Linked DNA regions of Homo sapiens: region 2 is linked to region 1. Evidence: read pairs that join two places in POLR2A ChIA-PET (ENCODE). Cell type or tissue: PC-9. All regions are shown on one strand. Links, peaks and the distances in the headings refer to the core of each region. The heading gives the core; the rest is flanking DNA. Region 1 has its middle 96 kb from the start of LMNTD1. Region 2 has its middle 60 kb from the start of LMNTD1.

The links. Peaks named below come from ENCODE experiments on the same cell type or tissue, not always from the same donor. Only the 100,000 strongest peaks of a DNase experiment are listed, where the experiment ranks them.
Region 2: POLR2A ChIA-PET joins it to region 1 with 8 read pairs; 1 of 35 experiments calls an interaction of 5 or more read pairs at or near these places.

The regions. Positions count from the first base shown.
Region 1 is chr12:25,448,894-25,465,474 of GRCh38, reverse strand. No RefSeq gene overlaps it. Among named protein-coding and RNA genes, the nearest start is that of LMNTD1, 96 kb to the left of the region's middle. In PC-9, for the core only: no CTCF peak of the experiment used is centred there; a DNase peak (open chromatin) is centred at 7,154; H3K4me3 peaks cover 957 bases; H3K27ac peaks cover 1,608 bases.
Region 2 is chr12:25,604,840-25,621,420 of GRCh38, reverse strand. It overlaps a transcript of LMNTD1 not described here. Among named protein-coding and RNA genes, the nearest start is that of LMNTD1, 60 kb to the right of the region's middle. In PC-9, for the core only: no CTCF peak of the experiment used is centred there; a DNase peak (open chromatin) is centred at 6,170.

The DNA.
Region 1 (16,581 bases), core at 5,925-8,424:
GGAGAGGATGTGGAGAAATAGGAACACTTTTACACTGTTGGTGGGACCGTAAACTAGTTCAACCATTGTGGAAGTCAGTGTGGTGATTCCTCAGGGATCTAGAACTAGAAATACCATTTGACCCAGCAATCCCATTACTGGGTATATACCCAAAGGATTATAAATCATGCTGCTATAATGACACACGCACACGTATGTTTATTGCGGCACTATTCACAACAGCAAAGACTTGGAACCAACCCAAATGTCCAACAATGATACACTGGATTAAGAAAATGTGGCACATATACACCATGGAATACTATGCAGCCATAAAAAATGATGAGTTCATGTCCTTTGTTGGGACATGGGTGAAGCTGGAAACCATCATTCTCAGCAAACTATCGCAAGGACAAAAAACCAAACACCGCATGTTCTCACTCATAGGTGGGAATTGAACAATGAGAACACATGGACACAGGAAGGGGAACATCACACACCGGGCCTGTTGTGGGGTGGGGGAAGGGGGGAGGGATAGCATTAGGAGATATACCTAATGTTAAATGACAAGTTAATGGGTGCAGCACACCAACATGGCACATGTATACATATGTAACTAACCTGCACATTGCTCACGTGTACCCTAAAACTTAAAGTATAATAAAAAAAAAGAAAAAAATCGCATCACAAGCCATACTATTTTTAAAATTAAAAAAAAAAAAGAAGAAAGAAAGAAAGTATAGACATTCACTTCTGACCATGACAGAGAAACACGACTGGGTTTACCCTCCCAGCTTAAATAACAAAAAAGAAATGAACGAAATGCATGTTCATTAACATGTTCATAAAACAATGAGTTCTAGACATTGGACAACAGGTAGTAGAGAACAGTGATCCCTTAGAGAAGAGAAACAGACAAGGTGAGCCCTGGGGGTGCCTTACTCACTGTCTGGTTTCCAGTCCTCAGCATAGGGAAGGAGAACACACACAAAGCCCAGCAGTCTCCCTGATTTGAGGAGCTAGAGTTGAGCATCAGGGGAGGTCAATCCATCTAGAGGTTGGAGAAGGAGAGTACCAGACAAGAGAGAAAGAAGCTGCACAGAGAGAAATTTCTGGAGATTTCCTGAGTTCCCCTTGAGTCTTGATACCTGAGACTAAGGAAAGAACCACCTGAAACAGGTAGGACAATCCCTTGGACTTACAAAGGGCTGGGAGCAGGTTGTGTTCCCACCAGTCAAAATGGGAAAACCTCATAATACACAGGGCATAAGATGGAGAACACAGAAGAGGATTGCCTCAGTGCTGGAACCACAGTCTGCTCTAGCTGTGTCTGACAAGGCTTAAAAGCAAGACTCAAGAGGGTCAGACTATTTCCAAGTAATTTAATTGCCAACCAAAAAAAAAAAAAAAAAAAAGGCCTAAGAATATTTAAAGGAATATTCTTCCAATATGTAACAAAGTAAAATTCATCATGTCTGGCATCCAATCAAAAATTACTAGGTATGCCAAAAGGCAGGAAAATACAGCCTCTTATGAGGAGTAAAATAAATCATTCAAGAGAAACAATCACAGAAATGACACACAGTGTAGAATTGGTAGACACGGACATTAAAACAATTCTGATAAATATATTCCATATGCCCAAGAAAGTGGAGAAAATATTGAGCTTGTTAAAAAAAGACATGGATAATATTTGGTTTTTTGTTTGTTTTTGAGACAGTCTCGCTCTGTCAACCAAGCTGGAGTGCACTTGTGTGACCTTGCCTCACTGCAACCTCCACCTCTCGGGCTCAAGCAATTCTCTTGCCTCAGCCTTCCGCGTAGCTAGGATTACAGGCCCGCACCATCACGCCAGCTAATTTTTTTATTTTTAGTACAGATGGGGTTTCAGCATGTTGGCCAGGCTGGTCTCGAACTCCTGATCTCAAGTGATCTGCCTGCCTCAGCCTCCCAAAGTGCTGGGATTACAGGCCTGAGCCATCACGCCCAGCTGGATGATATTTTAAAACACTCAAATTAAACTTCTAGGCATTAAAAATTCAATGGATGGTGCTTTGGATGTCTCATAACTACCACCCACACATTTAGGACTCACTAGAAGGGCTCATAGGGCTCAGAGGCAAGATGATCCCAGCTATGGTTTATCAAGCATAAGATATACAGCCAGCCTCGCAAGGGAAAAAGACAAACCAGGTGAAGCCTGGAGGAATTTAGGCACTGGCTTCCAAAGTTCTCCCTCTGGGGCTGAAGAGAGACGGGGTGGCCACATAGAACACACTCTTTTAGCCAACAAAATGCAGTGTTTCTGATTAAGTCTCAAAGTTCAGAGTTTTCACTGGGGGCTGATTATTTTGGCAGTCTCTGCCTCCGATAAGCCACAGCTACCAAATTTAGACATCTGGTAGAAAGGCTGGCATTCACCATTAATTACATTGTTTGCACAAATAATCTAGGCAAGCTGGTATATAAGAGTTCGGTGTCTCAGGTCAGCAAATCATCCTTATCAGTGTAGGGAACATTCCAAAGCCAAGTTCCCAGATGATAGTCTAGGGCAAGCCCCCCAAGCAGATCATTCTAAAGGTAGCAACATCAAGCCTGCTATATTATGTCTTTTCTACACAGATGGAATTAACAGCAAATTAGATATTGCCAAAGAAAAGATTAGTGAACATGAAGAAATAGGAATAGAAGTAATCTAAAATGAAAGAAAACTGATATAAAGACTCAAGTTTCTGCCTTGGATAGTGGTGCTATTATGAACATAAAAAGAACAGACATTCTATTAAAACTTTTTAAAACATAATTATTGAGCAAGCAAGCACTAAATTGACCCATTGTACAGTTTTGTATGGTTACCAAAGACTAGCAAGGACTTCATTTGTATGTTAATTTCTGAAATATCTATAACTAAAACTTGATAATATTTCCATATAAACAAGAAACAAAAAACTTTTAAGCTATTAAAGATTTTAGTAAATGGATTCTATGAGAAGTAATCAAAGGAAAAACAATATGCAAGGATACAATCTGTTGGTGCATATGAGACAGTAAAGGAGAGAACATTTGTCTTTTGTATGCAAAGGACTTCATACACAATTACCTAACTTAATTTCACAACAATTTAAGAAGTAAGAATTATTTTCTCATTTTACAGATGAGAACATTGAGGGTAAGAAAGGTCAAGTAACTATCCTAGAAGAACACACAGTTAATTTGATGGAACCAGAAAAAGGAAGCCCATATGTCTATGTCTCCAAACTCTTTGTGTTTTCATTGTTCTTTGCTTTTGTATCTACCAAGGACAGACAGAATGCAACAGGCTCCTTTTAAAAACAATTGTAAAAATGGAGGTCCTGAAATGCATATGGAGTCATTTGCACTGACAGAGGTAGCACAGGCTAAAATAGCACAAACCTCTGCCCCCTCATCTCCCTCCTGCAAAAATAATAAATACATAAACCCTATTCCACCTACACTTTTTTTAATCTCTAGAGTTTTATCTTTTTGAACTTAAATAATTCTAGGGTAACTAAAATTATAGGGCAAAAATGGCAAATATACAATCACTCTCCTCTTTCAAACAAGGGAATATTATTCATATATCATGGCCCTTTTCCCCTCTAAGCTCAGATACAGCATCAGAATCATTCTGAACGTATTGTTCCAGGCAGCCATTTCCAGTGATTGAAATTAGAATTCAGAATGAAACCTCTTTGCATCTTTCTTTTAGGAGTCATCCATTAGAGCATAGTAATTAGAATTCAGATTCTGGAACTTGATTGTCTAGGCTCACATTCTAGTTCTACCACTTACTAACTGTATGAATTTAAATAAGTAAGTTAATCTCTCTGTGTTTTCAGCTCTAATTTGGGGATAGTTATGGGTATCTACTTCAGAAGGCTTTGCAAGAATTAAATGCGTTGAAATACATGTAATACTTAGACTAGAACCCGGAACATGGTAAGCATTATATGCCTAGCTGTTATTACTGTTATTACTATACAGATGAAGTTTTGACAATCATTTTTTGCAAGAAACAAAGCGATAGGAGGCTGAAGGTATTGGGCACCTAAACAGAAAGAACAAAAGAAAATGGAATTTAATGTCCTGCTTATAGACATGATTAAAGGATAGTACTGGAGGAGTAAACTAGACCATCTTTAGAAGATTTCTTTTGTCCCTCTGAATTCTACATTTCTGAAAAGAAAAAAGTAAAGGTATATAGGGACTCTTAACCAAGCATCTCAAATATCCAACAACAGTATTTGGTTAAGTATAAACTCTGACCTACCCATACCGTGAAATACTGAATATCCCCATTAAAATGCATGTCTTAGAACACCTGGTAACTTAGGAAATATCTCATAATATATTAAGTTAAACAATAAAACTTTAAATCATATATATAATATATTCAGGTTTTATAAATTACATACAAATATTAACATAGCACATGTGAAAAATATTCTACATATATGCATGGTACATATATTACCCTATTATATCCATTAATGTAAAATATATAAGTAAATCTGTAGATATGTAAAATATATCCATTCTATTCATAGAAAACATGGGCAAACATCTACCAAAATGTTAACGTGGCTGTATTTGGATGATAAGATTATAGGTGGTTGTTAATTTTCATACATTCATTTATTTATTTCATACATTCATTTATTTATCAAACTTCTAAATAAGCATATGTTACTTTTATTTGGATTTATTTTATTTTAACTATATAGTGGTCAAAATACAAAATATTTGTTCGATAAAGCTACCATTTTTTACTTGGACATAACAGATTGTTAATTCAAAAGATATAACACTATTAGTGAAGACACACAATACAATTTTTAAAAACAAGGTATTTAAACATTCACAACATCCTGCTCTGCAAAAAATCCTAAGTTAATTCTTTTCTATGTAATTTAAATAAAATTTATTTTCCAGAATAATTATGTCTAGCCTACATTTTCTTGTATCAAACAAAGAAAAATTTTTAAATTTCAACTTTTATTTTAGATACAGGGGTACATGTGCAGGTTTGTTACATGGGCATACTGCATGATGCTGAGGTTTGGGGTACAGATCCCATCACCCAGATAGGGAGCATAGTATCCTTCCCAAAGCCTATCAGTCATGTGCTTGAACTTCAAACAGTGCTTCCCAATTTTCAACCTAAAGTCTATTTATAACATCAGATATTAACGTTTCTAAAACCTGGATATCTCACTATGCCTTAACCCTGGGCCCCTAGAAGACGAAGCCTAATGAAAGTTAACCTGCTACTGCTGACTCTTGGCTCCCAGGACAGCAAGACTGAGAGCAAAATGGGAAGGGAGCAGCGAAGGAGAGAAAGCAAAGACAAGGCAGTGCATTACAGAGCAGCTGTAGCTTCACGAGAAGACCTAGTCTGCTGCCTGGTCAACGGACATCTCTGCAAAGGCTATGTGGAAGCAGTGGGCCTCAGAAGACGTGTTCGAGGGAGGATGAGAGAGAGGTTGATGCTCTGGCTCTTTTCCATTTCCTGTCAAGCCTGCGGCACAGAGCATGACCTCCCTGGTGCTTCCAGATTGTGTCCCCAGTCCCTTGGGGCCGCTGCAGGGGAAGCCAGATCGCCTGTCCCGCGGCAAGTCCTTCCTCTGAACCCAGACATGGCGGCAGGAGCCAAAGCCTTTGTGAGATGCTCCATCAGATGCGGATGACTGAGGAGGTCTTCACCCAGGACAGGCTGAGATGGCAGGTGGGGGCAGCGAGCAAGTCGCCCAGGCCTGAGGGGCAATGGGGCGAAGCGAGCCTGGGGAGAAGAATCCGTGACTATGTAATACACCACTAGGCCTAGTCCTCTGGTTTCACTGCAACTTCCTCGTTTCCTACAGTGCTTCCTGTTAAGAATGAAACTACTGCTTCTTGTATGAGGGTGTCAAGGAAACTGCTTTGAACGAAGCTGACTTTGCCTGCTTGCTCCAGGCGTGACTTGGAGAGTCATCTTCTCTGGGATTTCTCCCTGGAATTTCAGTTTATTAGTCGCCAATAAATTTTTCTTTATTAAATTCCTCTTCAAATATTCAGAGTGATGTTGCCACTGAAACCAATGAAATAATGCAAGAAAAAATAATAATAATAACACCTCCCACTGTAGTGAACTTCCATACCATAACTGATATTTACAGCCTGATCAACAGGTATATGTTTTGTAAGCAAGGAGAAAGATGTGAAAGGAAGAAGTGTAAGCTGTATAAGCCTTCTACTATTTTCTTCTTATTCACAAGGAATCACTACAAAATTACTTTACAATTTGGTTTTCTTAACTATACATCATAGACTTCTCTTCAGGCAAAAAGGTATAGCTCTGCCTCATTCAAAAATAGCTTTCAGGTTAATCCTGAGACACTGTCTTTTGGTGATGGCAATTTTTATTTTTCTATGTAAAATTATTTATCCTGTCCATTAAAATTGTCTTTAGATTCTTTTCTTAAGGAAAAAAATAGATGCCATATAGCACATTGCTTAAGTATGTAGCTTCAGATGTCAGACTGCTTGAGTACAATTCCTAACTCCACCACCAAGTAGCTGTGTGACTTAGGACAAGTTACTTTAACTCTCTGTGCTTCAGTTTTCTTATCTCTGAAGAGGATTGTAGTACTTACCTCCTGTATAATGTTGGGAGAGTTAAATGAGTTAATACACTGAAGGCACTCCAGACAGTGCCTAGTATGTAAGAAGCACTCAGTAAATGTTAACTATTACTGTTCTTATAATTGTTAGTATTTCATAATGCCCACATAAATAGAAACACATCCACTTAACAAAGAAACAAAAATGAATTGAGCCCTGTTATATGTCATTTACTAAGTACATAGGGACAACTAAGACAGGGTTTTTATTCCAGAGAATGGGAGAAAAGATCAACACAGGAACAGGTAAATTGCAATATCACTTGATAGATGGTTTAATAACATGAGAAACCAGCAGCTATGGGCTCAGTGATGGGAGTGAGTAATTGTGCCTCAGGAAATGCTTCCGGTCTGAGATGGGTCCTGAGTAACAGGAATTTGCCAATCAGAGGTGGTGGCATTAGAGTGGGTGTTCCAAGTCTAGGGAGCAGTATGTGCAAGAATGAAAATATTCCTCTAGGCAACTGACAAACATCTTCCATGAAGAGATACTAAGATATGACGATTTTCTTCCCATTTTCTAAAATGTCACATCTCGGTAGCTCAAGCTAGAGCATTTGGTCGTCTGCCAAACGCTTTGCAAAATGTTTTGATTCCTGTGACTCATCATCACCAAAAGCTAATTGACTACTATGACTCATTTTCATCCCTATTGGAATTGTATCTCTGCATCAACTCATGTTTCTGTACAAAGCATGCCATCGAGTGGATTGACTAAATACTCTTGTTAAGGACAATACCAGACAGTCACTAAGGATAATTGTCACATTTTAGATACTGTGCTCCAACATCGATTTCTGTACTGCCAGGGAAATCGTCAGGGAGTAATAAACTGGGATTGAGCATAAGCAAAAAGTATAGATAAACAAAGTCCAAATGAGGCAAAGAGCTTCATGCAGCTACTTTTTTATATAAACCCAAGAAGGTACTATAAGAGCAAATACACAATGATGCACTTTAAAAGCTGAGGGTCCACAATTAATTAGTAACACTGATAATTCCTTTCTGTCTTCATGACTTCATAGAATCAAAAGGAATGGAGTTTGAAAAAAAAAAAGCCTTTTTATCTAAACTGTCTCTTTTGTTTGATCATTTAAAAAACTATTTTCAGTTTTTAGGTAAAAGACCATGTCACTGTTAAGCAAAAGTCTTATAAGAAAAAAACAAGGGGTGAGAAGATACTTTTTAAAATATATGTATTATCTTAGCTTCCCTAAAACGTAAGTCTCAAACAGCATTGAAAACAACAGAAGCTCATTATACTGTTGTTTTAATGACAGCATAAAAATTGTAAACTACCTAAATGCCATCAATAGGGGATCACATTAATGAAATGTGGAATAGTCATCAGGAAACGCAATGAAGCAGTTGAAACAAAGCTAAATCCACTTATATTAACATGGATCCAAAATTTGATGTTGAAGGGAAAATGCAAGATAGAAAATACGTGCACATGATATTACTTTTAAAAATATAAAATATTACTACCTATTACTTATACATAAAAATGGATTGGAAGAATATAAACGAACTCATCTTAGTGATTACTCTGGGGAAGGGAGAAGGGAATGAGAGATGACAGTGTAGGGGGTGTGGTGAAGATTAAAGTAGACTTAGCTTATATTTATGGTTAGAAAAAGACAAAGCAAAATATTGAGTTATGACTTTGCTGTTCTTTTTGTATTTAAAGTAAAAATGGGATTCTTTTTTTCTGCTTCATAACTTGCTTTGTGTCTTCCCATTTTCTTTATCATCAGAGATTTAAACTGGTCTTCCCATTTCAACTTAAGACAGAGACACTCTATTAACAATTTTTTTCTTTTGTTTTGTTTAATTTCAACTTTTATTTTAGATTCAGAGCATGTGCAGGTTTATTACATGTTGCATGATGCTGAGGTTTGAGGTATGACTGATCCTATCACCCAGGTAGTGAGCATAGTACCTAACAGGTAGTTTTTCAGTCCTTGTTCTCCTCCCTTCCTCCCCACTTTTGTAGTCCCCAGTGTCTATTATTCCCATCTTTGTGTCCACGTGTACACAAGGTTTAGTTCCCACTTATAGATGAGAATATGCAGTATTTGGTTGTCTGTTCCCACGTTAGTTCACTTAGGAGAATGGCTTCCAGCTACATACATGTTGCTGCAAAGAACATGATTTCATTTTTTAGGGCTGCATAGTATTCCATGATGTATATGCACCACATTTTCTTTGTCCAATCCACCATGGATGGGCACCGAGGTTGATTTCATGTCTTTGATATTGTGAATAGTCCTGCGATGAACATATGTGTACATGTGTGTATTTGGTAGAATGATTTATTTTCCTTTGGGTTTAAACCCAGTAATGGGATTGCTGGATTGAATGATTAGTTCTGTATTAAGTTATCTGAGATATTTCCAAACGGTTCTCCACAGTGACTGAACTAATTACCTTTCCAACAGAGTATAAGCATTCCTTTTCTCCACAGCCTCACCGGCATCTACTCTTTTTTGATTTTTTAATAATAGACATTCTGAGAGGTGTAAGATGGTATTTCACTGAAGTTTCAATTTGCATTTATCTGATGATTAGTGACATTGAGCATTATTTCATGTTTGTTGGCTGCTTGTGTGTCTTCTTTTGAGAAGTGTCTGCTCATGTCATTTGCCCACTTTTTAATGGGATGGTTTTTATTTGTTGATTTGTTTAAGTTCCTTATAGATTCTGGATGTTAGCCCTTTGTTGGATGAATAGTTTGTGAATATTTTCTCCTATTCTGTAGGGTGTCTTTTTATTCTGTGATAGTTTCTTTTGCTGTGCAGAAGCTTTTTAGTTTAATTAGGTCTGACTTGTCAATTTTTGTTTTCAGCGTGATTGCTTTTAAGGTCTTAGTCATAAATTCTTTGCCAAAGCAGATGTCCAGAATGGCATTTCTTATGTTTTCTTCCAGGATTTTTATAGTTTGAGGTCTTAACATTTAAAACGTTGATTCATCATCCTGAATTAATTTTTGTGTATGGTGAAAGGTAGGGGTCTACTTTCATTCTTCTGCATATGACTAAGCCAGTTATCCCAGCATCATTTATTGAACCAGGAGTCCTTTCCTCATTGTTTAGTTTTGTCAATATTGTCAAAGATTAAATGGTTGTAGGTGTGTGGTTTTATTTCTGGGTTCTCTATTCTGTTCCATTGATCTATGTGTCTGTTTTTGTACAAGTACCATGCTGTTTTTGTTACTGTAGCCTTATGGTATAGTTTGAAATCCAGTAATCTGATACCTCCAGCTTTCTTCCATTTGCTTAAGATTGCTTTCACTATTTAGGCTCTTTTTTAGTTTCATATGAATTTTAAAATTGTTTTTCTAATTCTGTGAAAAATGTCATTTGTAGTCTGATAGGAATAGCATTGAATCTGTAGATTGCTTTGGGCAATATGACCATTTTAACAATATTGATTCTTCTAATCCACGAGCATGGAATGTTTTTCCATTTGTTTGTGTCATCTATGATTTCTTTCAGCAGTGTTTTGTAATTTCCCTTGTAGAAATCTTTCATCTCCTTGGTTCAATGTATTCCCAAGTAGTTTATTTTATTTTTGTGGCTACTGTAAATGAGATTGTGTTCTTGATTTGGCACTCAGCTTGAACATTATTGCTGTATAGAAATGCTATTGATTTTGCACATTGATTTTGTATCCTGAACTTTACTGATGGCATTTATCAGTTTTAGGCTTTTGGTGAAGTCTTTAGGGTTTTCTAGGTATAGAATCATATCATCAGTGAAAAGAGATAATTTGACCTCTTCTTTTCTAATTTTGGATGCCTTTTCTTTCTTTCTCTTGCCTGATTGCCCTGGCTAGAACTTCTAGAACAATGTTGAATAGGAGTGGTGAAAGTGGGCGTCCTTGTCTTGTTTCAGGTCTTAAGGGGAATGATTCCAGCTTTTTCCTATTCAGAATGATGTTGGCTGTGGGTTTGTCATAGATGGCTTTTATTATTTTCAGGTATGTTCCTTATATGCTGAGTTTGTTGAGGGTTTTTATTATGAAGGGATGTTGGATTTTATTGAAAACTTCTTCTGTTATCTATTGAGATAATCATATGGTTTTTGTTTTTAGTTCTGTTTATGTGGTGAATCACATTTATTGACTTAGGTATGTTGAACCAACCTTGCATCCCAGGAATAAAGCCTACTTGATCATAGTGAATTAACTTTTTGATATGCTGCTGAATTCAATTTGCTAGTATTTTTCGAGGATTTTTGCATCTATGTTCATCAAAAATATTGGCCTGGCTTGGCGTGGTGGCACATGCCTGTAATTCCAGCACTTTGGGAGGCTGCAGATCACCTGAGGTCAGGAGTTCGAGACCAGCCTGACCAATATGGTGAAACCCTGTCTCTACTAAAAACATAAAAATTAGCTGGGGCTAGTGGTAGGCACCTGTAGTCCCAGCTACTCGGGAAGCTGAGACAGGAGAATTGCTTGAAACTGGGAGGCGGAGGTTGCAGTGAGCCGAGATCGTGCCTGGGCAACAAAGTGAGACTCCATCTCAAAAAAATAAATAAATAAAATTGGCCTATAGTTTTCTTTTTTGTTGTATCTTTGCCAGATTTTAGTATCAGGGTGATAAATGGCTTTGTAGAATAAGTTAGAGAGAAGTTCCTCTTCCTCAGCTTTTTGGAAGAGTTTCAGTAGAATTGGTACCAACTCTTTGCTGTGCACACAAACTACAAAATCTAGAGGAAATGGATAAATTTCTTGACACTTGCAACCTCCCAAGATTGAACTAGGAAGAAATTGAAACCCTTAACAGACCAAAATTGAGTTCTAAAATTGAATCAGTAATAAAAAACCTACCAAAAAAAAAAAAAAAAAAAAAAAAAAGCCTGGGACCAGACAGATTCACTGATGAATTCTACCTACCAGACATACAAGGTACACCACCACCTCATCCTAGATAGACAGGAATTTGAACTGCTGCCCTATCACATCTCTGTTCCAGAGCTCATGACTCCTAGATCAGATGTACACTGTAGCCTTTTTCTGAACCACAATGTAGTTGAGAGCCTCAGGGGTTGCTTCATTTGTGACTCTCCGTGGCAGTGGTTTTGGGGCAGAACTTCATCACTCAGCCTAATTAATACAGATGGCATTGTGGCTCACCATTCTCCAATGTGATAGCACTGCATCTTCATGTAAAAGGGGTTAGGGGGCCTCCGCCTTTGGGCCTGTGCAGGTTGTGGTGATATTGGCTGGGTGGGTGGGTCCAATCTCAGGCCCTGGGAGAAATGGTCAGGTGTCAGCAGAATTGGAATGGGGTTCTCCAACTCCCCAGCCCCTAAATGGCCAGCTGGACAGCGTGTATGAGTCTTGATGGGGCTGGATCGGGTGGAGCCTGAGTTGCTGGTTGTGATAGGGAGGGCCAGGCTGGTCCCTGAGTTACCAGCTGAACTCTCACATAGGGTCAGGTGGTGGGATCTCGAGGGAAGATCACAGGCCTGTGAAGATAAGGTTTTCACGGCTGCAATGTTCATACATGGGCGATGTTGGTGCATTGGAAGTCAGAAAGCAGCAAGCCCTGTTGGGAAGGTGCAGTGGGGTCATGGCCTCTCTGCAGGGCAGCTGCTGGCTTGCTGGAGACTCCCCAAAGCACTCAGGCTTTTTGTTCCCTCCCCAGCCTGGGGGCAGCAGCAGGAGGGCACTGCAATGGCAGCCAGTGGCAGAGGGCCTGTTAGTTGTCTCTGGGAGCTCCACCACAGAGAAATGCAGAGCCCTGGCCATAGGACTGACTGCACTTCCAAGCCCAGGGGCCTTGCCTGGAAATGCGCAGAGTGGGCAGGAGCTTGCAGGAAAGACAGTCTGACCTCCTCTCTGTTGGGTGGCTGCGGTGTGCTGGAGGTGCCTGTGAAAGCAATCAGGCTCCATGTTCCTCCTCCCTAGTCTGGGGGCAACAGAAGGTACCACAGAGTGGCAGAGGGGCTGTTGGTTACCTCTGGGAGCTACACTGCAAAGAAATGCAGAGCCCTAATGGGGGACCAGAGTGCTCAGGTGGGGTGAGGTGGCTGCGTTGGGAGCCTAGGCCAGGGGGCCTTTGCTGGGGAGGAGCAGTGGAGACAGGGCCTGCAGTCTCACTCCTTATCAACACTTATCCTGGGAGCATGTGAAGGAGCCTGCCCTTCTTTTTTGGTGGAGGTAGGGCAGCTGGCTACAGGGTGCTCAAGGATCCAAGGTCTGTGGGGCTCCATGTGGGCTTCAGCAGTGGCTCTGCCCAGAATCCAGGCAGCTCTCTGTGTCAGTCTGGAGGCCCAGGGTGGGAGGTTAACAGGGGCGGGGCGAGCGCTTAGGGGGAATCTCTCATGCCCAGGATTGCAAAGGAGCATGGGGGAAGTGTGGGTCCCGGGGGAATCTTGCTCACTCACCCTTTCCCCTTGGTGGGGAGTCTCCCCAGCTCCACACCCATCCCAGGCGGTCAGCGACCCTGCTTTACTCTTCTCTGTTCTCCGTGGGTCCTGTTGCTTCCTTGATGAATCTCAGCGTGGCCTCCTGGATAATCCACTTGAAGAGCTAGGATTTACTCTCCACTCTCCTCTCTGTGAGAGCCGTGTGCATCAGCTGCTTCCAGTCAGCCATCTTGAATTCTCCCCTACAACGTTTTTAATCAGTCAGAGTTCAACCAGAAGAGTAGAAACTGCTTTCAAAACTGTATTTCAAACAGAAAACCATTAGCACCGTAAACCCCATCTCTACTAAAAATACAAAAAATTAGCCGGGCGTGGTGGCGGGTGCCTATAGTCCCAGCTACTCGGGAGGCTGAGGCAGGAGAATGGCATGAACCCGGGAGCTTGCAGTGAGCCGAGATCGCACCACTGCCCTCCAGCCTGGGCGACAGAGCAAGACTCCGTCTCAAAAAAAAAAGAAAAAAAGAAAAAAAGAAAGAAATTACTGAAAAACTAATTGGCCGCCTTTAAGGAATGTTAGAGTGTCAATTTATTATGCTGAAAACTAAAATATAAAGAGAAAAATCAAGTCTTCCTGTACAAATTGTTTTTCATGGAAACCAAATAGTTGAATAGGTAAAGTTCTTTATGAAAGAATTGCAAGTCATAAATGCCTAAAAATAACAAAATTAAAATATCACCATTTTTTAAATTTAACTTTTATTTTAAGTTCAAGGGCATATGTGCAAGTTCGTTATATAGATAAGCTTTTGTCATGGGGATTTGTCGTACAGATTATTTCATCACCCAGGTATTAAGCTTGGTACTCATTATTTATTTTTCCTGATCTTCTCCCTCCTGCAATCTCCACCCTCTGATAGGCCCCAGTGTGTGTTGTTCCCTCTATGTGTTCATATGTTCTCATCATTTAGCTCCCATATAAGTGAGAACTGCGGTATTTGGTTTCCCCTTCCCGCGTTAGTTTGCTAAGGATAACAGCCTGCAGCTCTATCCATGTCATTCTTTTTATGATGGCTGCATAGTATTCTATGGTGTATATGTACCACATTTTCTTTATCCAGTCTACCATTGGTGAGCATTTAGGTTGATTCCATGTTTTACTATTGTGAATAGTGCTGCAATGAACATATGTGAGTTTGTGTCTTTATAATAGAATGATTTATATTCCTCTGGGTATATACCCAGTAACACAATTGCTGAGTTAAATGGTATTTCTGTTTTTTAGGTCTTTGTGGAATTGCCACACTGTCTTCCACAATGGTTGAACTAATTTACACTCCCAGCAGCAGTGTATAAGTGTTTCTTTTTCTCTGCAACCTCGCCAGCATCTATTATTTTTTGACCTTTTAATAGTAGCCATTCTGACTGGTGTGAGATGATGCCTCATTATGGTTTTGATTTGCATTTCTTTAATGATCAGTCATGTTGAGCTTTTTCCATATGCTGGTTGGCCACATGTATGTCTTCTTTTGAAAAGTGTCTGATTATGTCCTTTTCCCATATGCTGGTTGGCCACATGTATGTCTTCTTTTGAAAAGTGTCTGATTATGTCCTTTTCCCACTTTTTAATGGGGGTGTTTGTTTTTTGTTTTTGTTTTTGTTTTTTTTCTTGTAAATTTAAGTTACTCATAGATGCTGGATATATTAGACCTTTTTCAGATGTGTAATGTATTAGTCCGTTTACATGCTGCTGATAAAGACATACCTGAGACTGAGAAGAAAAAGAAGTTTAATTGGACTTAAAGTTTCACATGGCTGGGGAGGCCTCAGAATCATGACGGGAGGTGAAAGGCACTTCTTACATGGCAGCAACAAGAGAAAAATGAGGAAAATGCAAAAGCAGAAACTCCTGATAAAACCATCCTATCTCATGAGACTTATTCACTACAGTGAGACCAGTATGGGGGAAACCGCCCCATGATTCAAATTATCTCCCACCAGGTCCCTCACACAATATGTGGGAATTGTGGGAGTACAATTTAAGATGAGATTTGGGTGGGGACATACAGCCAAACCATATCATTCCACCCCTGGCCCCTCCAAGTCTTATGTCTTCACATTTCAAAACAAATCATACCTTCCCAACAGTCCTCCAAAGTCTTAACTCACTTCAGCATTAACCCAAAAGTCCACAGTCCAAAGTTTCATCTGAGACAAGGCAAGTCCCTTCCACCTGTGAGTCCGTAAAAACAAAAGCAAGCTAGTTAGTTTCTAGATACAATCGGGGTGCAGGTATTAGGTAAATATAGCCATTCCAAATGGGAGAAATTGGCCAAAACAAAGGGGTTACAGGGCCCGTGCAAGTCCAAAATCCAGCAGGGCGGAAATCCTTACAGATATGTGGACATAAGCATATGTTTCCCTGCTCTGTCAGCTGAGAAGTCCTTGAAGCAGTGATATCCCAGCAGCAATGAGCATACCTAGAGGAGCCCAGATCATAGTTTCTAGTATCATTTTCCAATAAAGGACCCAGAAATGACTGATTCCAGAACTGGGTGAGAAGTAATATATAAGATGAGCCTGAATCACAGTTAAGGAAATGCTCAAAAGATGAACAAATAAACAAAAACTCCCAATGATGGCAGTATGTCAAAAGGACACAGGAATCAACTGCAGGTGCTCCTAATGGCCAAAGAAGGAACAATTTAAGCAACAGAATAAATAAGTATTTATAATCCAAGATATAAGATAACTATCCATGAGTACATACTGATATAAATAAATGATTGAATAAATAAGCAGATAAATGCAGGAGAATAGACAAATTTCTTGGCAGAAGAATTCTAAATAATTTATCTTGAGAGTTCACCTTAAAGAAGGTGGGGCTTTATTTCTCACTCTTTTAGTGTGGACTGCACATAATGATTTCCTTCCAAAGAGTACTGTATGGAAATAGGGTGGAAAGGACAGCTTTGCAGTGAAGAAACTGACAAGCGATCAAGGTTAACATCAACAGTGACAAGTCATGCTGATAGTTATGTACCATTGATATGATGTGAGGGGAATGGCACTTTACCTCTGTAATCTTCCTTTCCAAACCCCCAAGCCTCAATCTGAACATGGGAAAATATCAGAAAAGTTCCAATTAAGGGATATTTTACAAAAATACCTGACCACTGTTCCTCAAAACTGTCAAGATTATAAAAAACAGAGAAAGTCTGAAAAAACCCACAGCCAAGATGAGTTTAAGGATACATGACAACTAGATAGAATGTGGTATCCTGGATCTGTTCCCAGGACAAAACATGGATATTAGATTTTTTTAAAACTAAGGAAATCTGTATAAATCATAGACTCTAATTATAATAATGTATTAACATTAACATTCATCAATTGTGGCAAATATACCACACTAATATAAAGTGTTAATCATAGGGGAAACTGGCTGTGGGGTATATGGGAAGTCTCTATGCGCTTTTTGTAATTTTTCTGTAAACCTAAAGTGCTTCCAAAATAAAAGGTTTATTAAACAAGAAAGCGATGTA
Region 2 (16,581 bases), core at 5,214-7,713, 160 kb before region 1:
TTTAAAATAAAATTTGTTTTAAAAACTACGTGGCTGGGTGCAGTGGCTCACATCAGTAATCCCAGCACTTTGGAAGTCTAAGGTGTAAGGATTGCTTGATCCCAGGGGTTCATGGTTGCAGTGAGCCATGATCATGCCACTGCACTCCAGCCTGGGTGACAGAGTGTGACCCTGTCTCTCTTTCTCTCTAAATAAAAAAAGTTACCCCTGCCAATGTATTAACATGTTAATAGATGCGGTTATTAGTTAACATGTGTTAACTCTAAGCCAGGCACTGTTCTAGGCCCTTGGAATACTCCAGTGACCAAATCAGAAGAAACTTCCTCTTGTGAAGGTCAACAGCTAATGAATAGAGATGAAGACAGCAGATAAGGACAGTAGTTAGGAGCCCAGTGTCTGATGTCAGTTCACCTGGGTTTGAATCTCTTCCCTGCCACTTACCAGACTATGTTCAACAAGTTACTGAAGCCTTGATTGCTTTGGTTTCTCTCCATCTGTAAAGTTGGGGTAACACACCTATTGCATAGTGTTGGTGGGGATTATGATAGAACGATGGTAGAGCGCGTATAAAGCACTTGACATGTGGCAAGAATTCATAGATATTGACATTAATAGAGCAAATGAAGACATGGAAGCTAAACAGTAGTAGCTACGGAGTGGAGTACAATCCACAGGAGGCTTTAGGAGAGAAGCGGGGACCCAGTGCCTGAAGTTGCGGTGCTCAGTTTAGCACTTTCAAGTTCAACCTAAGGAAAGAAAATCAGCTCATAGAAAAGAAAACTGGCCCTGCTCTGTGAGAAACTCATGTATACCTGGATCATAGACACGTGGAAGAGTCACATAATAGCAGCAGAGTTTTTGATGTGGCAAGAAAAGCTAGAAAATGTACTCCTATCTTGTTGAAGAAAAGAAGCATTTATATTGAAAAGGTATACTTTACCACCTTTCTCATCCTTCAGAGAAACAACAAAAAAGAAACTAGAAATTTATCATTTTAAAATTATAGAAATTATATATTTAAAATACTTGTATTTTAAAAGTATATTTTATAATTTTGTAAGTTATAAAATTTGTTTTGCTAACTGTGAAAATTGGAATTGAGAACAGAATTAAATGGAATTAGAAAACTGTGGAGTTCCGTTAACATTAAAAAAGGCCTTTTTTTGTTGAAATGCCCTTTGAAAACATTGCATGGGGAATCACTGATGGTGTTGCTATTCCATCTAAAACGCAATCACTTGTGGGAAAACACAGTTTCTTCTGGAAGAGCAGCTCTGTTGTAACTTAAACTATGACAGTAGCTAGTCCCTTTTTGTTCTTTTAGTGTAGTACACTCAAATTTAAAGCAGAGTTAAAAGAGAATCTAAATTATGGAATAACATGGTCACATATGTATATATTGTGCATCTGAATATTTATAAAGCTAAGGCTTTTGGAGATACTAAGTTCAAAGGATTCCCTTGAAGGGCTGGGCACTTCTATTCAAACTCTTGAGTTATTAAAGCCAGAATTTACATGTAGGATAAAAGTCTCATAACCAATGTTTCAAAAAAGGAACAACTGGCAAATCTGTGATCAGTCTTGGTGAGAATTATTTCGCATTAGTTATGCCCAAGACAGCTTGACCATCCATTTTGCCAAAACTAGTCCATCCCTGGGGGATGAGCAGAGAAGGGAGAGACAGAGATGGCTGTGTGGGCTCCAGCCCCACCTGCCGTCCTGCCCACGGAGCACTGGGAATTGGCTTTGGGAAAATGGCAGAACAAGCACCTGCAGTCTTAGATCATTCTTTCCTGGATCACAGCCTGCCTACCAACAGCCAGGCTGCCCTGAGGAACCATCTGAAGATGGGAAAACTCTCTCAAACTTCACAGAGCAAATGCAGGCAAGAAAAGAGGGCCCAGGCCTCTCTCAACTGTCTTGTGAACTGATTACAAAAGGCAAACTTAGAAATTGAAGTTTGTTTATGGTGCATTTAACATGCACTGGAAAGAAGTGAAAAGGGCTATAATGTGTTTTAACTTTGTTGTATGTTTTGCGTATAGAACTTTTACATTTTAAGTCAAATTGATAATCTTTTCCTTTAGGTTTTGTTTTTTGTTTTATTTGGAGTAGAAAGTTGGAAAACTAGTTAGCTATACATATATATATATATATATATATATATAGAGAGAGAGAGAGAGAGAGAGAGAGAGAGAGAGAGTTGAAAAGCATGTATCCCTTACCCAGCAATTCTACTTCTACAGATATATTCTAGAGAAACTCCTGTACAAGTACACAGGCAAACACATACAAAGGTGCTCTTTGCAGTATTTTTTTAACAGTAAAGAAATTGAAAATGATCTAAATGTCACTGAATGGGGAAATGAGTAAATAAATTGAAGCATATTATAGAATGCTCTTACAATGGCAGGGCAAAGACTGTTAACCCATCACCAAACCTGTTTCCTATTTTGCGGTAAATCGTTTCACATTGATTAAGTCAGTTGATGAATTTCACTCATTCAGTGAAATTCAGTGAATGGCTATTAGGTTTTAAGTACTGTGCCATGTACCATGGATAAGGCAAGAAGCTCATAGCTTAGCCATCTTTGTACTTTACTAGCCAAAATATGATGTTGAAGCTTATTTAGGCTTATCATTAATTAGATCATTTTAGCAGTTGGTTTGGTCTTGAAGTCAATTATTAAATTATTAGTATTCAAATTGATGTTAAATTCTTTTACCAAGTATAGAGTAAATTCTTGTTTTCTGTTCAACCTTGGCTTCTCCGATTCCTATGTTCCCTTTCCTTTCCAGGCCTAAATGTGCTAATGCCAGCCCCTCCCACAGTCTCATCACAAGGAGAAAGGAGAATTATAAAATCACTCCCACTAAGGTCTTTGTAGAGTCTTAACATGTTGCTCCAACCTAAAGAGCAATCTACATTTTGAGGAGAAAATTCTTAACCCGAAGCAATGGTATTGCAAGTATCACTAAGGTACTGCAAGTATCAAATTCTTCTATCTGTCCCTTAAAACCCTTTTCTTTCACCTGAGTGAGTGGTCCTCACTTGCAGCTGCACAGTAGAATCACCTGACGAATGATTCTAAGAAGATTGATGCCTGCTCTCCAATCAAGAGCAATTAAATCAGAATTCCCAAGGGTATAGCCTGGCACTTGGAACTTTCTAAAAGCTCCCCTACTGACTAATGGGCAGGCTTGGCTGAGATCAATCAAAATGTCCATTGTGAGTAAAATCCCACACTTCTCTGACACACATACAACCACAGAGAGACAAACAGGAAGTTACAAAAGCAGTTTTTAAATTTTGGGGATAATTGTCAGAAAAAGTAGAGATTGGGGAAATAATTGAGAGAGCAGGCTCAGGGGTCAGATGAGATAAGTTTGTGTCAGCACTGCATACACTGGCTGTGTGAGCTTGTACATCAACCCCTTTCCTGCACAATGGGGACAACAACGACACCTACCTCTCACAGGACCCTTATGAATATTAAATACATAGAACAGTGCATCTTCATTACTGTTGTATCCTTCAAGTACTTCTTCAGATTTCACCTGCTCTGCAAAATCTCTTGCCTCATGCAAGAAGAATAAACCACTCCTTTCTGTGGCCTCACACACCATCAATCAAGATTAATATTATTTACCTGTGTATCACGTGGCATTGCAATTGATAGAGTTTCTTGTCTGTCTTCCCATCATGATCATTTTCTGTTAAGCGTGGTGAACTTTTGAAAGAAAGAAGATCATTTTATTATGTTAAGGAAATATCTATCAATTCTTACTGTTTCAAATGTTTTTCTTTGTCCCCCCTTCCCCATTTTCACTCTCTAGAAAAATAGAAACCATCAGATGGGCTCTTCTGCAAGCTCCCACCACCTATACCTGTCACCTGCCTCTGTGTCTGTGTACCCTGCCTTCCCTCTATTACCACGGATAAGCTGCCCATTCTCCTGCTAAAGGCCAACCCCTCCACTTGTCCAAGAGATCACATCCCCCTCTTGTCTACAGTAGACACCTGCCTTATAGGTTTGACTGATGTCAGTGAAGTGTCTGGTTTTGGTGGCACCTCAGAACCAAGAGGCAGATAGTACCCAAGACTGCACAGGGACACTGGAGCTCTGTAAAATTCACCTGTTACCTAGGCACTACCCACTAAAGTGAATAAACATAAACTCTGTGCCCATCAGGGCCTCAGCATAAAGTTAACATTAACATTAAATACTATAGCTAATTAAAGTCAATATTAGCAGCTAGGGAAAGAGCAAGGCTGACTCAGAGCTTCTGAGTCTTACTAGACGTGTAAGTTATTGAGAAAGTTATTTTACCTCTCTGAGTCTCCATTTCCTCCTTTGTGAAATAAATTAGTCCTTATTTTAAAACAGCTATATTGAGTTACATAATGTAAATTATATTGAGGTATAATTTACATACAGTATACTTCATCCTTTTTAGTGTACAGTTCTGAGTTCTGATAATCCCATGTTTATGTAACTATCACTAGATTCAAGATATAGAACATTCCTGTCACTCCAAAGAATCACCTTGTGCCCCTTTGTAGTCAGCTACAAGTCAACCTCACCACCAGCTCCTGGGAAACAGAACTCTGTTTTCTGTCCCTATAGTTTCGCTTTTTTTCCAGAATGTTATTATATAAGGGAAATCATAACATACGTGGCCTTTTTATTTTGAAATAATTGTAGATTCATATGCAATTTAAGAAATAACTCAGAGAGATCCCCCATACCCTTTACTCAGTTTTCCCCAATGGTAACATCTCACAAAACTGCAGTACAATATCACAACCAGGTTATAGATATTGATCTGGTCAAGATACAGAACATTTCCATCACCACCAGGATCCACTTCCCTTCTACTCTGCCCCCTCCTTAACCTCTGACAAACTTGAATCTTGTCTTCATTTCCATAATTTTGTCATTTCAAGAATGTTACGTAAGTGTAATCATACAGTATGTAACCTTTAGGGATTGGCTTTTTTTACTCAACATAATTCTTTGGAGATTCATCCAGGTTGTTGTGTGTGTCAATAGTTCATTCTTTTTTATTGTTGAGTTGTTGTAAAATAAGTTATTGCAAGGATTAAATGATACAAAGCTTAGCACAATGTCTGCCTAAATAAATATTGACTATTATTATTGATTCATCAATAATAATAATTAAATATTTTTCTTAGAGACTTCCCCTACCACCCTGTCTAAAAATAGTCAGCTATGTTACCCTCTTTCTCTTACCCTGCTTTATTGATTTACTTCATAAGCCTTCTCACTATCTCACACTGTGTGTGTGTGTGTGTGTGTGTGTGTTATGTGTGTGTCGGGGTGGGAGGGTGAGGTATAGTCTGTCTCCCCTACTAGAAGTAGACTTCATGAGGACAGGAACTTAATTGGTTCACCACTGGGTCTGGAATGGTGCCTGCTACCTGGTAGGCATTTAATAAATGTGTGTTGAATATACATGAGTGAATAATGATCTTCCACATATAACTTTAGGCAGAATCATACTAAAATCACTGAAATAAAGAATAATTTATTTTTAAAAAATCTACTTTAGTAAACTCCAGTTTTAACAACTTACACTGTTAATATTTTGTTATGACAACTCAAGTTCTAATTATTAAGAAATAATTTATGACACTAGGCTGGGCGCCATGGCTCACACCTGTAGTCCCAGCACTTTAGGAGGCCAAGGCAGGCAGATCGCTTGAACTCAGAAGTTTGAGACCAGCCTGGGCAACATGTTGAAACCCTGTCTCTACCAAAAATAGAAAAATTAGCTGGGTGTGGTGGCACACACCTGAATCTCAGCTACTGAGGAAGCTGAGGCAGGAGGATCGCTTCAGTCTGGAAGGCAAAGGTTGCAGTGAGCCCAGATCATGCCACTCTACTGCAACCTGGGCGACAAGAGTAAAGAGTGAGACCATGTCTCAAAAAAAAAAATTAAAAAATTAAAAAAAGGATATGGTTCTGCTATATGGCTCTCTTCTGAACGTTGTCCAGAATCTTCACAACCTTCTCTGGCTTGGAGTTCAGAATTGGAAAGGTGCTTCCAATTACTGCAAAGGGAACTGAATTACCTCACACACTCTACTCTGCTTCTCCTATTTCTATATCCAGGAATTGTGCTCATGTGTTTTACTGCACCATGTTGCTGACTCATGGTCAGCATGTGACCCACAATGACCTCATCTTCTGCATTCACCCATCCCCATCTCTCATCTCGTGAGCAAGAAGCTTGTTCTGCTACCTAAATTTCTCCCTTTTAGCTGAGCCTCATTTTGTTTGGCCACTATTACAGGCTGGATTGTGCCCCCCTGTATTTATCGGTTGACGTCCTTTCCCCCAGTACCTCAGATTGTGACGGTGATGCAGATAGGGTCTCAACAAAGGTAATTAATTAAAAATGATGTCATTAGATTGGGCCTTAATCCAATATGACTAATGACCTTATAAGAAGAGGCGATTAGAACCCAGACATCAACAGAGGGAAGACAGTGTGAAAACAGGGAGAAGATGGCCATCTTTAAGCCAAGAAGAGCCTCAGAAGAAACAAACCAAACCTAACAATACCTTGGTCTTGGACTTCCAGTTTCCAGAAGTATGAGAAAATAAATTTCTGTTGTTTAGGTCACCCAGTCTGTGATACTTTGTTGTGGCAGCCTTAGCAAACTAATATAGCCACTTTCCCTATTTGCCAAGCACACTTTCAAGTCTGATTCTGTCTCCCAAGGTGCTAGACTCTGCAATCTGCCAAGTCTGTTCTACCGCAGTTAACCTCTGTTAACAGAAGAGAAATACTGTTCTCTTTTGGGTTTCTGAAAACTAACTTTAGGAGGAAAACACCCCAAAAGGAATAGGCACAAAGTCTATTGCATGTGATAGTATCTTGGAGGGTAGATTAAACTCTAATCTTGAACTCAGTTCATGGATGACTACTCTGCAAGATGTCTGGAGAAGCAGCTTCTCCAGATGTGCTGAGCTGGAGGTCAGCATTTAAGGTGTCACCCAGATACCTGGTAATTGAGGATTTGGGTTGTAGGGAGCTCATCAAGGGAATGTGTCTGTGCTCAGTACCGAGAACTGAGCTATAGAAATCTCCAGGGCTGGTGGAGGCAAGAGTAAGAGAAGTTGGAAATGAAGCAGAAGAAGCAACTGATGAGGCCAGAAGAGAACTAGAAAAATGCGTAGGAAGCTTAACAAGGAATAGACAGAAAAAAAAGAGGACATCGCTTACCCCACCCTTCAGTCAGTCTCCCTACTCCCACTGGCGACTGATGACTTGTCTTGATAAACCCAATGGACACTTTTTTTAGATACTTTTTTTTTTTACCCACCAGCAGCAATTGACATTAATAATCATTCTCCTTCATTTTGGAAACCACTCTCTTCCTTTGTCCATGATACTCCTCTCTGCTTTTCCCTTTGTCCTTCTGTCTCCTCTCCCAATGCTTCCGCCTATCTTCTCCCTTAGTTGCCCCTCAGCTGCCAGCTGTATTTAGGAATCTGCTTGAATCCCATTTCTAAAGGAGCCCCTTTAGACTCCACACCCTCCTCCCACATCATCCATCTCTTTCATAGGTGGGGTTCTGTGAAAAAAGTGAAAGTATTTCCAAATACTTTCTCTCTTTCCAATGTTTACTTTTCCTATGACCTGTTGACAGCAAGATTCTATTGATATTAAATATTTTTTCTAATAAGCTAATTTAATTTATGCATGCATTCAATCATCTCTTAATTCCCTTAACAAATATGCATAAGGTTTTATGTGCCAGACACTATTCAGAGCACTGCACTACAATGTTAATTATCAAATGAGGCTCATTTACATTTTGCCAGAAGCCTTCAATTCCTAGGTCCAAAGAAGTAAGTCATGATCATAGAGTTAACATTTTTGTTGCAGTTTACATAATGCTTTTGTGTAATTTATGCCATATAATGCTCATAACAACTGCAAGAAGTAGATTGATCAGGTATTGTTTTAACCTCAGGAAACCAAGGCCCAGTGATTCCCACTAAAAGATCTAGCTAAAAAACGGTAGAGTCAAAACACACACAGGTCTTTTGGTTCCTAAGCTTATCTTGATTTCATTTCTACCCGTCATGTCAGAACCAGCAATAAGAGTGCTTTAAAGTCTAGAAGAAGAACAGGATCTGTGTGGTGCATTGACTTTCTGTTGCTACTATAACAAATTACCACCAACTTCATGCCTTAAAACAACAGACATTTATTCTCTTAAAGGTTTTGGATGTCAGAAGTCCAAAACAAGTGTCTCACTGGGTTGAAATCAAGGTGTCTTCAGGGCTGCACTTCCTCCAGAGCTTCCAGGGGACAATCCCTTTCACTGCATTCTCCTATATTCTGGAATCTGTCCTCGTTCCATGGCTCATGACATTGCTCTTTCTCCTGCTGCTGCCATCATCCCATTGCCTTCTTCCTCTTCTAGCAGATCTCCCTCTGTCTGCCTATAAGAACACTTGAGACTACATCACAGGACCCACTCAGATAATGCAGGAGATCACCTTACCTCAAGATCCTTAATCTATTCACATCTGAAAGTCACTTTTGCCATATAAGGTAACTTTCACAGGTTCCAGAAATTAAGACCTAGATGTCTTTGGGGCCATTATTCAACCTATCACATATGGTAGCCTTTAAACTCTATACACGGGGGACATTTAAAAATATATATATATATAAAGTCATTCCAGCTCTAGACTCCTTTTTCTGTTTCCCTGCATTTAGATCAGTTCATCAGAGCTTCATTCATTCAGCCAAAGGGATTCAGGCACCATGCTAGATACTGGGCATACAACAAGCAGATAACAGTGGTGAAGATAAAAATAAGATCTGATGCGAGTTTACATTACCTGAGTGACTCAGCAAAGGTTTCCTAGATGTAAAATTGCTTGACCTAAGCCTTGAATAGCAGTAGGAGTTTGTTAGGCAGATATCAAAAGAAAGAAGTCTAGAAAAAGGGACAGAGATGGTCCAAAGCCTAAAAGTGTAAAATCCACAGTGAATTCCATCCAGGCTGTGAGTAGTGGTTCAGTGTTGTTGACAGTGGGAGCGCGTGTGTGTGTGTGTGTGTGTGTGTGTGTGTGTGTGTGTGAGGGACCTTAGAGACTCAGATAGAACTGGTTAATTGTAGGAAATGATATACTTTTTTCCAGATTGTTCATTCATTTGTTTTAACAAGAAGCATTTGAGTTAATCTAAAAAAATTTAATTTTGCTATCTCTCCATCTAAAGCCACAGTATTTTTCTTATTTCTTTAGTTGGCAGTGAAAAGCCCTCTACTTCACTGAACACACACAAAAACCTTTGAATAGGTACAATTATGTTAAAGGCTAAGATGGTAAAACAAGCTTAATAAGCACTCTATCCCTGGATGGAAATTTTTTGCTGTTCCATGAAGAAAATACTCCAACGGATAGAAGTTTACTCTTAAATTCCACCACACAGAATAAAGAGAAAGCAACCAAAGAGGAAATGTTATGGATCAGAACTGGCAAGCAAAGGAAATCCAAGTGTATAAAGAACCATTTAAATCAGACTGGCATAAAATGAGGTCCATTCTAATCTAACTTTTGAATGCATTGCTATTGCTCTCTAAGGAAATGGGATCAGGCTCATTTTCCAAGACCACTTGACTGGAAAAATAAAATCAAATAAATATTTTAGCAGTACTCATGGCTATGACTGTGTGTGTGTACGTATGTGTATGAGAAAGAGAAAGGGAGTCAATCCTTTACTTCTCAATCATATTTTGGAAGCATTCTCATTATGTTTTTGTTCTTTAAGGCAATATACTGTAAATGTTCTCAAATGGAATAGTGGAACACTGGAGCTAAACCATTATACCTGAGTAAAATGATGAGTGGGATTAAACTTAACCATCTGAACTCAGCTACATAGTCGAGGATTCCAGTGTGGACAAACTTCCTTCATCCTAGTCCCTCCTCATCACTGTATTCCTCACAGCCTGTGCTTAAATGTTCCCATTCTAAACAAAACAACCCCTCCTAAAACCATCAAAACACCAAAGGCTTCCTTTGATCCTGTTAATCCTCTTCTTGCACTGATTAGTAATGTTTTTAAAAATTATTTATCTTCGTGGTCTCCTTGCCCTCATGATCTAATCATATCATAACACCTAAACATATGATTTCTGTCTCCAGTACGCCATTAAAATTGCCCTTTAATAACATTTCTTCTTAATCACCAAATGGCATAGCTTTGCTACAATTTTTGTCCTCTTTGACTTCCCTGGTATTTGAGGTTAAAACTTTGTCCTTCCCTTGACGTCCTGCCCTGCTTTATACTGGTTCTCTTCGTTCTCTTCACTTTCCTTCTCTGCTTCTTTGACTCCTCTGTGCGCCTAGAAATAGGTGTTACTCAAGGGGTCTCTGCTCTCCTTAAAGACGTTACTTGAGAATCTCTCACCCCCACAGTTGTGACTGTTGAAGACAAGTGGCTTCCCAATTTTCCTTCAGTCTGAGCCTCTGCTGTCCTCTCAAATTTCTTATGCCCAAACCAAACCCAACACCTTCTTCTGAAGCTAGCTGAGCCTTGAGACTTCCTTATATCTAATCAATGAGACCACTATTCTCCCAGTCCAAACTAATAACCTTGGAAGTTTCTGTGGTTTCTTCTTAACCCTGGATTAGTGAGATGCCAAGCCCCATGTTGTCTCCTTTACTCTACCCCTTGGGTCCCCTCCACTTCCATCTATATGATCACCACTTCAATTCAGCCTCTCATTGCCTTTCTCCTGGACCACAATCCTAGTTTCCTAATCATCTCCTCATCTCCTCATCTTTCATTCTTCTCTTTCTTTGATCCATCCTTAACCCACTGCCAGCTGTAAAAAACATTAATAGCCTTGTGTTGTCCAATAAATTAAATCTAAATGAAGGTGCGGGGTCCATTCCAAGATGGCCAAATAGGAACAGCTCCGGTCTGCAGCTCTCAGTGTGACTGATGCAGAAGACAGGTGATTTCTCCATTTCCAACTGAGGTACCTGGTTCATCTCATTGGGACTGGTCAGAAAGTGGGTGCAGCCCACAGAGGGCAAGCTGAAGCAGGACGGGATATTGCCTCACCCAGGAAGCACAAGGGGCCTGGAAATTTCCCTTTCCTAGCCAAGGGAAGCCATGACAGACTGTACTGGGAAAATTGGGACTCTGCCACCTAGACACTGCACTTTTCCAACAGTCTTAGCAAATGGCACACCAGGAAATTAAATCCCATGCATGGCTCAGCAGGTCCCATGCCCACAGAGCCTTGCTCACTGCTAGTCCAAGATAGAACTGCAAGGTGGCAAGCCTGGCTGGGGAAGGGGCGTCCGCCATTGCTGAGGCTTGAGTAGGTAAACAAAGTAGCCAGAAAGCTTGAACTCGGTGGGGCCCACTGCAGCTCAACTAGGCCCACCTGCCTTTGTAAACTCCACCTCTGGGGGCTGGGCATAGCTGAAAAAAAGGCAACAGAAACTTCTGCAGACTTAAACATCCCTGTCTGACAGCTCTGAAGAGAGCAGTGGTTCTCCCAGCATGGTGTTTGAGCTCTAAGAACAGACAGACTGCTTCTTCAAGTTGGTCCCTGACCCCCGTGTAGCCTAACTTGGAGACACCTCCCAGTAGGGGCTGACTGACACCTCATATAGCCAGGTGCCCCTCTGAGACGAAGCTTCCAGAGGAAGGATCAGGCAGCAATATTTTCTGTTCTACAATATTTGCTATTCTGCAGCCTCCGCTGGTGATACCCAGGCAAACAGGGTCTGGAGTGGAGCTTCAGCAAACCCCAACAGACCTGCAGCTGAGGGACCTGACTGTTAGAAGGAAAACTAACAAACAGGAAGGAATAGCATCAACATCAACAAAAAGGACATCCACACCAAAACCTCATCTGTAGGTCACCAACATCAAAGACCAAAGGTAGATAAAACCACAAAGAAGAGGAGAAACCAGAGCAGAAAAGCTGAAAATTCTAAAAACCAGAGCACCTCTTCTCTAAAGGATTGCAGCTCCTCACGAGCAATGGAACAAAGCTGGACGGAGAATGACTTTGACAAGTTGACAGAAGTAGGCTTCAGAAGGTCAGTATTAACAAACTTCTCCTAGCTAAAGGAGGATGTTCGAACCCATCGCAAAGAAGCTAAAAACCTTGAAAAAAGATTGGATGAATGGCTAACTAGAATAAACAGTATAGAGAAGCACTTAAATGACCTGATGGAGCTGAAAACCACGGCACGAGAACTATGCGATGCATGCACAAGCTTCAGTAGCCGATTCAATCAAGTGGAAGAAAGGGTATCAGTGATTGAAGATCAAATGAATAAAATGAAATGAGAATAGAAGTTTAGAGAAAAAATACTAAAAAGAAATGAACAAAGCCTCCAAGAAATATGGGACTATGTGAAAAGACCAAATCTACGTTTGATTGGTGTACCTGAAAGTGACATGGAGAATGGAACCAAGCTGGAAAACACTCTTCAGGATATCATCCAGGAGAACTTCCCCAACCAAACAAGGCAGGGCAACATTCAAATTCAGGAAATACAGAGAATGCCACAAACATACTCCTCAAGAAGAGCAACCCCAAGACACATAATTGTTAGATTCACCAAGGTTGAAATGAAGGAAAAAATGCTAAGGGCAGCCAGAGAAAGGTCGGGTTTCTTTCCCATCAGCCTAACAGCAGATCTCTCAGCAGAACCCCTACAAGCCACAAGAGAGTGGGGGCCAATATTCAACATTCTTAAAGAAAATAATTTTCAACCCAGAATTTCATATCCAGCCAAACTAAGCTTCATAAGTGAAGGAGAAATGAAATCCTTTACAGACAAGCAAATGCGGAGAGATTTTGTCACCACCAGGCCTGCCTTACAAGAGCTCCTGAAGGGAGCACTAAACATGGAAAAGAACAACCAGTACCAGTCACTGCAAAAACATGCCAAATTGTAAAGACCATCGATGCTAGGAAGAAGCTGCATAAAGTAACCGGCAAAATAACCAGCTAACATCATAATGACAGGTTCACATTCACAGATCACAATATTAACCTTAAATGTAAATGGGCTAAATGCCCCAATTAAAAGACACAGACTGGCAAATTGGATTAAGAGTCAAGATCCATCAGTGTGCTATATTCAGGAGACCCATCTCACGTGCAGAGACACACATAGGCTCAAAATAAAGGGATGGAGGAAGATCTACCAAGCAAATGGAAAGCAAAAAACCAGGGGTTGCAATCCTAGTCTCTGACAAAACAGACTTTAAACCAACAAAGATCAAAAGAGACAAAGAAGGCCATTACATAATGGTAAAGGGATCAATTCAACAAGAAGAGCTAACTATCCTAAATATATATGCACCCAATACAGGAGCACCCAGATTCATAAAGCAAGTCCTGAGAGACCTACAAAGAGACTTAGACTCCCACACAATAATAATGGGAGACTTTAACACCTCACTGACAATATTAGACAGATCAACAAGACAGAAAGTTAACAAGGATATCCAGGACCTGAACTCAGCTCTGCACCAAGTGGACCTAATAGACATCTACAGAACTCTCCACCCCCAATCAACAGAATATACATTCTTCTCAGCACCAAATCACACTTTTTCCAAAATTGACCACATAGTTGGAAGTAAAGCACTCTTCAGCCAATGTAAAAGAACAGAAATCACAATAAACTGTCTCTCAGACCACAGTGCAATCAAATTAGAATTCAGGATTAAGAAACTCACTCAAAACCGCTCAACTACATGGAAACTGAACAATCTGCTCCTGAATGACTACTGGGTACATAAAGAAATGAAGGCAGAAATAAAGATGTTCTTTGAAACCAATGAGAACAAGGACACAATGAACCAGAATCTCTGGAACACATTTAAAGCAGTGTGTAGAGGGAAATTTATAGCACTAAAAGCCCACAAGAGAAAGCAGGAAAGATCTAAAATTGACACCCTAACATCACAATTAAAAGAACTAGAGAAGCAAGAGCAAACAAATTCAAAAGCTAGCAGAAGACAGGAAATAACTAAGATCAGAGCAGAACTGAAGGAGATAGAGACACAAAAAAACCCTTCAAAAAATCAATGAATCCAGGAGCTGGTTTTTTGAAAAGATCAACAAAGTTGATAGACTGCTAGCAAGACTAATAAAGAAGAAAAGAGAGAAGAATCAAACAGATGCAATAAAAAACGATAAAGAGGATATCGCCACCAATCCCACATAAATACAAACTACCATCAGAGAATACTATAAACACCTCTACGCAAATAAACTAGAAAATCTAGAAGAAATGGATAAATTCCTGGAAACATACACCCTCCCAAGACTAAACCAGCAAGAAGTGGAATCTCTGAATAGACCAATAACAGGCTCCGAAATTGAGGCAATAATTAATAGCCTACCAACCAAAAAAAGTCCAGGACCAGACAGATTCACAGCCGAATTCTACCAGAGGTACAAAGAGGAGCTGATACCGTTCCTTCTGAAACTATTCCAATCAATAGGAAAAGAAGGAATCCTCCCTAACTCATTTTATGAGGCCAGCATCATCCTGATACCAAAGCCTGGCAGAGACACAACAAAAAAAGAGAATTTTAGACCAATACCCTTGATGAACATTGATGCAAAAATCCTCAATAAAATACTGGCAAACCAAATCCAGCAGCACATGAAAAAGCTTATCCACCATGATCAAGTGGGCTTCATTCCTGGGATGCAAGGCTGGTTCAACATATGCAAATCAATAAACGTAATCCAGCATATAAACAGAACCAAAGACAAAAACCACATGATTATCTCAATAGATGCAGAAAAGGCCTGTGACAAAATTCAACAACCCTTCATGCTAAAAACTCTCAATAAATTAGGTATTGATGGGATGTATCTCAAAATAATAAGTGCTATCTATGACAAACCCACAGCCAATATCATACTGAATGGACAAAAACTGGAAGCATTCCCTTTGAAAACTGGCACAAGACAGGGATGCCCTCTCTCACCACTCCTATTCAACAGTGTTGGAAGTTCTGGCCAGGGCAATCAGGCAGGAGAAGGAAATAAAGGGCATTCAATTAGGAAAAGAGCAAGTCAAATTGTCCCTGTTTGCAGATGACATGATTGTATATCTAGAAAACCCCATCGTCTCAGCCCAAAATCTCCTTAAGCTGATAAGCAACTTCAGCAAAGTCTCAGGATACAAAATCAATGTGAAAAAATCAGAAGCATTCTTATACACCAATAACAGACAAACAGAGAGCCAAATCATGAATGAACTCCCATTCACAACTGCTTCAAAGAGAATAAAATACCTAGGAATCCAACTTACAAGGGATGTGAAGGACCTCTTGAAGGAGAACTACAAACCACTGCTCAATGAAATAAAAGAGGATACAAACAAATGGAAGAACATTCCATGCTCATGGATAGAAGAATCAATATTGTGAAAATGGCCATACTGCCCAAGGTAATTTATAGATTCAATGCCATCCCCATCAAGCTACCAATGACTTTCTTCATAGAATTGGAAAAAACTACTTTAAAGTTCATATGGAACCAAAAAAGAGCCCACATTTGCCTAAGCCAAAAGAACAAAGCTGGAGGCATCACACTACCTGACTTCAAACTATACTACAAGGCTATAGTAACCAAAACAGAATGGTACTGGTACCAAAACAGAGATATAGACCAATGGAACAGAACAGAGCTCTCAGAAATAATGCCACATATCTACAACTATCTGATCTTTGACAAACCTGACACAAACAAGCAATGGGGAAAGGATTCCCTATTTAATAAATGGTGCTGGGAAAACTGGCTGGCCATATGTAGAAAGCTGAAACTGGATCCCTTCCTTACACCTTATACAAAAATTAATTCAAGATAGATTAAAGACTTACATGTTAGACCTAAAACCATAAAAACCCTAGAAGAAAACCTAGGCAATACCATTCAGGACATAGGCATGGGCAAGGACTTCATGTTTAAAACACCGAAAGCAATGGCAACAAAAGCCAAAATTGACAAATGGGATCTAATTAAACTAGAGCTTCTGCACAGCAAAAGAAACCAACATCAGAGTGAACAGGCAACCTACAACATGGGAGAAAATTTTTGCAACCTACTCATCTGACAAAGGGCTAATATCCAGAATCTACAATGAACTCAAACAAATTTACAAGAAAAAAACAACCCCATCAAAAAGTGGGTGAAGGATATGAACAGACACTTCTCAAAAGAAGACATTTATGCAGCCAAAAAACACATGAAAAAATGCTCATCATCACTGGCCATCAGAGAAATGCAAATCAAAACCACAATGAGATACCATCTCACACCAGTTAGAATGGCAATCATTAAGAAGTCAGGAAACAACAGGTGCTGGAGAGGATGTGGAGAAATAGGAACACTTTTACACTGTTGGTGGGACTGTAAACTAGTTCAACCATTGTGGAAGTCAGTGTGGTGATTCCTCAGGGATCTGGAACTAGAAATACCATTTGACCCAGTCATCCCATTACTGGGTATATACGCAAAGGATTATA